Linked DNA regions of Homo sapiens: region 2 is linked to region 1. Evidence: chromatin contacts called from ENCODE Hi-C data. All regions are on one chromosome and are shown on one strand. Each heading gives the region's core, a stretch centred on a gene start or an enhancer-like site at or near the end of the contact. The rest is flanking DNA. Distances are from core to core; before and after follow the strand shown.

Evidence for each region. Hi-C counts contacts between places; a loop is a spot of excess contacts on that map. Pooled maps may share reads with other maps.
Region 2: a pooled map shows a loop between it and region 1 (2.3-fold over the local background). The contact joins two enhancer-like sites. A Hi-C loop is called at or near these places in 20 of 37 single-sample maps with no recorded cell type and 5 of 50 pooled maps.

The regions. Positions count from the first base shown.
Region 1 is chr5:68,139,541-68,143,024 of GRCh38, reverse strand. No RefSeq gene overlaps it. Among named protein-coding and RNA genes, the nearest start is that of LINC02219, 49 kb to the left of the region's middle. Within about 2 kb of position 1,409, at least 2 of the 41 ENCODE cell types and tissues checked have a DNase peak (open chromatin) inside an H3K27ac peak, as active enhancers do.
Region 2 is chr5:68,423,295-68,426,596 of GRCh38, reverse strand. LOC105379013 (a long non-coding RNA gene) reads left to right here. Exons shown (of 5, transcript XR_007058804.1): 5 at 1-285. Among named protein-coding and RNA genes, the nearest start is that of PIK3R1, 210 kb to the right of the region's middle. Within about 2 kb of position 1,321, at least 8 of the 41 ENCODE cell types and tissues checked have a DNase peak (open chromatin) inside an H3K27ac peak, as active enhancers do.

The sequences.
Region 1 (3,484 bases), core at 160-2,659:
AGTCAGGTAGCACGATGCCTCCAGCTTTGTTCTTTTTGCTTGGGATTGTGTTGGCTATTTGGGCTCTTTTTTTGGTTTCATATGGATTTTAGAATAGTGTTTTCTAGTTCTGTGAAGAATGACTTTGTTAGCTTGATAGGAATAGCATTGAATCTGTAGATTGCTGTATAACTATTGTAATGATATTGATTCTTCCAAACCACGAACATGGAGTATTTATCCATTTGTTTATGTCATTTATGATTTCTTTCAGCAGTGTTTTGCAGTTCTCCATGTGGAAATCTTTAATCTCCTTGGTTAGATATGTTCTGAGGTATTATTTTTTTGTGTGTGGCTATTGAAAATGGAATTATGTTTTTTTTTTGGCCCTCAGCTTGAGTGTTATTGGTGTTTAGAAATAGTACTGATTTTTGCTCATTGACTTTGTATCCTAAAACTTTACTGAAGTCATTTATCAGTTCCAGAAGCCTTTTGACAGAGTTTTCAGAGTTTTCTAGATATAGAACCATAACCTCCACAAAGAGAGATAATTTGACTTCTTTTCCTTTCTTTCTCTTGTCTGATTGCTCTGGCTAGGACTTTTTTTTTTTTTGAGTCTGAATCTCACTGTCACCCAGGCTGGAGTGCAGTGGTACAATCTTGGCTCACTGCAACATCTGCCTCCCAGGTTCAAGCGATTCTCCCACCTCAGCCTCCCAAGTAGCTGAGATTATAGGTACCCACCAACATGCCCAGTTAATTTTTGTATTTTTAGTAGAGACAGAGTTTCACCATATTGTCCAGGCTGGTCTCAAACACCTGACCTCAGGTGATCCTCCTGCCTTGGCCTCCCAAAGTGCTGGGATTACAGGTGTAAGCCATGGTACCCAGCCCCTATTTTGCTTTTGATAAGATTAGCTAATGGGGCTGTCTCAGAAAAAAAAAAAAAAAAAAAAAAAAAAAAAAAAAAGACTAGCTAATGGGCTCTCTTTTATTGTTTTTCTTGTTCTTGGCTTTATTTATTGATTTTATAATACTTTTGGTTTTATAATTAATTGACTCATGCTTTTATTTTCACTTAGTCTTTCCTTGGGTTTCTTTGATAGTTCATTTTCTAAATTTTTGAATTATGTACTTACTTCTTTCTTATTTATTAATATTGTTAAAACAATTAATTGGGAGGCCATTAGGCTGAGATGGTGCCAGCGCCTGGGGTTCCTATGTAGACAAACCAAAACCCAATCCCATGTACATAGTAAAATGAAAGTTACACTAGTTACACTTAACCAGTCAGAAACTGCCAACCGACCTCTAAGTAGGGACTTTCCACTGGATCAGACCCAAATAAGACAAATACCGAGCTATAACCAATCAAGTAATTTGATTATTTTGCTTCTCAATTCAGCCTATAAAGGCCTGCAGCTCATGCAGGTTCAGTGGAGCTGTCTCAACCTCTTCCGGTTTTGAGTGTTCCTGATTCATGAATCATTTAATGCTAAAATAAACTCTGTTAAATTTGTTTTGTCTAAACTTTTCCTTTTAACTACATAAATATAAAATTTCCTCTCAGCATTGCTTTAATTATATTCCATAGATTCTGCTATGTTGTGTTTTATTATCTGCATTTTTCAGTTTCTGATTTGACTTATTCTTTGTTACAAGAATTTTTCAGTTTCTGGAATGTAGGGTATTATTTTTCTTGCTTTGTTTCATTTTCTAGTTTTTAACATTAAAATCTAGTTTATTTGTGATCAGGCAACTGAAAAAAGTGCTTAGCAGGAGAAACATCTTTAAATTTCTCTGAAGGCTAGATATCTCTGGAGTGAAAGTGTGTGTGTGTGTTTGCATGTGTGTATGTGTGTACATGTGTGCAGGGGCAGAGTATGGTGGGGGAAGAGATGCTGTAAGAATTTCTTGTTCAGAATCACTTCCTTGACCCCTTTTCCTCTTCCTTGAGGAGAACATGAAGAGAGAAAGGAGGTTAGAAAAGGGGTGAGACATGTAGAGTGGTTGTTGGTGCAACAACAGTGGATTTAAGGGTTGACCAGGTAAGGCTTTTGTAGTGACAGGAACTGAATCTCTGGAGACAGGCTTAGTACTGTTTAGCTAACCACTAGGCTTTCATGTTGCTGGTGGGGGAGTTGAAGGGGTTTTGGGCAAGGCCAGAGTTGAACTGCTCCACTAGAAAAGGTTGGTAGACATATGCAAGGGAAAAAAATAGAAGAATCAGCTAGAAGCAGGAGAAATCCGTCAGGAAAGAATCAAAATGTTTCATGATATTGTGATGAGTTCTACTCTGTGGAGGATGATTCTCTGGTTTTCTTCAGAGTCTTCAGTAAAAGATCAATTTTTTTTTCATTGTTGTGTGGTGAGGTTGGACCTTTTGGAAGGACTTATCATTATCAGCTGGGGATGATTTCAGATTGTCTTAGGGGTGAAAGCGGAGGCTGTCCATGGAAGCTACTTTGCCTGGGTGAGGCATTTAAGATCTTGATATAAAAAATGTGGACCTGTAGCCCAAGGCATGAGGGAAGAGCTCAGAGTGGAGGGCTGTGAGAACCTGAATCTGGCTGCGGTTTTCCCACTTTCTGTGGGCTACGGGGGAGACTGCTGACATTGTTTTAATATTGTTAAAACAATATTTTAACAGTATTGTTTGAATATTGTTGAAGATCTCAATTCTTCAGGAAAAAAATTTATGTGATAATAGCTTACCCTCCATCTCTTTATGAAATACTGCAAGAATTCAGAGCTCTGGATAGGGTCGATGCACCTGGGTTTACTGCTGACTCTGCTATTTAATTTTGACCTTGGTCAAGTTACCTAATCCTTCTAAGAATCAATGTCCTCCCATGTTAAATTAGAATAATAATGTTGCTTGCTTCACTGAGTTGTGGTGATGATTAAGTGAGATAATCCAAATAAACTTGTTTATCAGAGTGCCTGATAAGCAGCATATGCTCCCAACCACTGGTATCTTAAGCAAGCAAACTGCTAAATGAAGGAATAAATGACCAAGAATACAAGGAGACCTGGTCCAGGCTGAGTGAGCATGGCTTAGCCTTGTAGTCGTGGGCAGTTCATTGAATTGATCTTGTCTTCAACCTCCTGATTCAGTTCAACCCTTAATTACTCAGAAGGTGTTCTGACAGACATCACAAGTCACAACACGTCTAGTCCTCTGTTTCCCATTTGCAAAATGATAGGGTTAACTAGTTGGTTTTTAACATCCCTTTCATCTCTAACTTTCCATGATATCATTATAGTTATTACCCTCAACATCTGTGACCCTGGGCTCAGTCATAAATTCTGCTCCTAATTATCCATGCTTCAGGCCAGCAAACAAAAAACTAAACAAACAAAAAAAATACAAAAAAACCCCCACAAAACCCCAGTGCTTTTTCACTTCTGGATGTCAGGCAATATTCACATTAGCTCAAATAGTCAAACATAAACACACCTGTGATGGTTAATATTAAGTGTCAACTTGATTGGATTGCAGGAT
Region 2 (3,302 bases), core at 72-2,571, 280 kb before region 1:
TAATGTGTGTGTGTATAAACACGGTGTAAGGAGCCTGACTGTCTGAGATTGTATTGTGCCGAGCCTAAGTTAGCCACATGGATGGACAGAAGCCATGTGGAGGAGCACCAAGGCACCACACAGGTGTGGGAATCCTCCTTAGATCTTGTAGCTCAGCTAGCCACCACCTGACTATAGCTGAGCGAGTGACCCAGCCATCCTCACTGGAACAGAAGAGCCAGCTGAACCCTGCCTGAATTCCTATGCCACTGATTATGAGAAGGAGTAAATTATTGTTTTAAGCCACTAAGTTTTGGAGTGTGGTTTGTTTCACAACAATAGATAACAAAACGATCATATTCTTACAGTTTGGTAATTAACCCTAGAGACAAACATATTTATCAAGATTTCTCTCTTTACATGATGGCACCTTAAATGTGAAAAACAAAATTCTGATGGTCAAGAGTATGTAGTCAATGAAATCTGACGGCTAGGCTAAGCCCAGAAAACAATGAGGCAGCCACAACAAATTAACAAAGTATTATTTTTAAAAATTTATTTTTGAGACAGGATCTCACTCTGTCATCCAGGCTGGAGTACAGTGGTGGAATCTCAGCTCACTGCAGCCTCAACTTCCTGGGCTCAAGCAATCCTCCCGCCTCAGCATTCCAAGTAGCTAGGACTACAGGCACTCACCACCATGCCCTGTTAAGTTTTGTATTTTTTTATAGAGACGGGGTTTCACCAGATTTCCCAGGCTCATCTTGAACTCCTGGACTCCAAGAGATCCTCCTGCCTCAGCCCTCCAAAGTGCTGGGAATTCAGGCATAAGCCACTATGTCAAGCCCAAAGTATCGCCTTAAAAGAGAAGTTGCATACAGTACAGAAGACTTAGAGTGGGAGGTATTTTACAATAATCAGGAATCTATGCACAGGTAATGTTTTTTACCTCTTCCTTTGGCAAAAGTTTTATCCCTTCCAGCCTTTGGAGTTCTTTCTTTAGCTGTATCTGACAGCTTCTCTGTTACCCTCTTCCCTTTTATTATTGGGGGCTGGATGCCTGGAAACCACATTTTCCAGCATCTTTGCCAACAGAGTTCCAGATCATATACTGACATGAGATTAAGAAGGTACAAGAGAGGTAGAAGCCACATAATGCTACTCTGCAGAAGAGAGCAAATGTGTGGGTTTCAGCAAATACCAGATTTTGTATTGGCTCCCCGACATCTCCCTGTGAATCATCAACGTCAGTGTTAGAAACAGATGATACCATCACCAGCAGTTTCCTGTAGTCCCTGAAACCTTCTGTCTCTGAAAGCTAGCAGCAAATTTGAAAGTTTGTGGCTTTCCCTGAACTTCCTTCCTTGAACTTTCACCCTTGACCTTTCATAGCCCTTACAGAAGTTTTGTATGCATCCACTTCCTTGTATTAAGTTCTTTTCCTGCCTGAAATACCTAGAGTGGTTTCTGTTTTCCCTTCCTACTTCTGATTATATAAGTCCAAATCTCATTTAGACTTAATGAAAGTCAAGATACAGAATTTCTCTTTACACACACATATGCATTTTACAAACAGCTACAGACCTCCATAAAATGTGCAATGTTAGGCCAGGTGTGGTGACTCATGCTTGTAATCCCAGTGCTTTGGGAGATTAAGGTGGGAGGATTGCTTGAGGCCGGGAATTTGAGACCAGCCTGGGCAACATAGCTAAACCTCGTCTCTACAAAAAATAGAAAAAATTAACGAGGCACAGAGGTGCATGCCTGTAGTGCCAGCTGCTTGAGAGGCTGACGTGGGGGGATCACATGAGCCTGGGTGTTCAAGGCGCAAATTTTATTTAAAAAAAAATAAAATTTGAAACAGAAATACACATAATACAGCATAAAGGGGGATGCATATGGAGGAATCATAGAATGGAAATAAGAATTAATAAAAGATATAGTTGAGGCTCTATGGAAAGGGAAAATTAGTATTTTTCCTTCCAGTTAATCAAAGTTTTATAGGTAGGGTTACCAGATTTAGCAAAGAGACAACAGGTTACCTAGCTAAATTTGAATTTCAGATAAACAATATTGTAGGCAGAATAATATTCCACAAAAGATATTTATGTTCGAATCCTTGGAACCTATGACTATATTATGTTACTTGGCAAAAGGGACTTTCAGATGTGATTAAAGATATGAACCTTGAAATGGGGAGAATAGCCTGGATTATCCAGGTGGGCCAAATCTAATCAAATAAGGTCTTAAAAGTGGACAACTTTTGCCAACTGCAATCAGAGAGAGATCTGACTAAGGAAGAAGGATCAGAGAGATGTAACATTGCTGGCTTTGATGATGAGGAACAGGCCATGAACCAAAGAGTGTGGGTGGCCCCAGAAGTGGGAAAAGGCAAGAATACACATTGTCTGCTAGCACCTCCAGAAAGGAATGGGGGCCTGCCCTGTTGACACCTTGATTTTAGCGCAGTGAAATGCGTATTAGACTTCTGAACTACAGAACTGTAAGGCAATAACTTTGTGTTGGTTTAAAGCCACTAAGTTTGTGATAATTTACTAGAGCAGCAATAGAAAATGAATACAAGCAACAGAGAATTTTTTAGTATGTTTGGTCCATGAAATATTTAGAACACGCTTATCCTAAAAATTATTTCTATTTTGAAGTTAAAATTTGACTGAATACTGTATTTTACCTGGCAATCCATTTTATAGGAACCTGAGATTCCAGAGCTCTTGTACATCTCTGCCTCTATCTATCTATTCATTTCTATATCAGTTTGGGGAACTTACTATGTTGCAGGCAGTAAAAATAGGCAATTTACCTATGGTATTTCATCTAACTCTCACAACTCTTTGGTGTAGGCACTAATTATTGTGCCTGTCTTATAAACAAGGTAACTGAGTCTATGCAAGGTTAAAGAGTTTGTTCGAGGTAGTACAGTGGAGGAGCTGGGGGTGGCTCGGGTCTGTCTGAGTGCAAAGCCCATGCCGCTAAGCTCTGTGTCTACCTGGCTAGGCTGTCACTTCATTCCTCAGTTTGCTTTCATTCCCAGGGCCCCAAAAGTTAGCCTCTATTGTTGCTTCCACATTCTCCCCACCCACTCTCTCCCATAGACCAGTCATCTGATATCTGTCCCCACCTCTTTACAACAGGGAAACTGCTTTCTCAAAGGTCACCGATGGCCTCTAATCTGCCATCATTTCTTAGTCATCCTTCTCTTGACCTTCTCTGTAGCATGTGGCTTTGTCGTCTCCCTCCCCACACATGCACCGAGCTTTTCTCTTGTACTTCTCTGAATCTCTGATTATTGCTTCTGTCTGCTT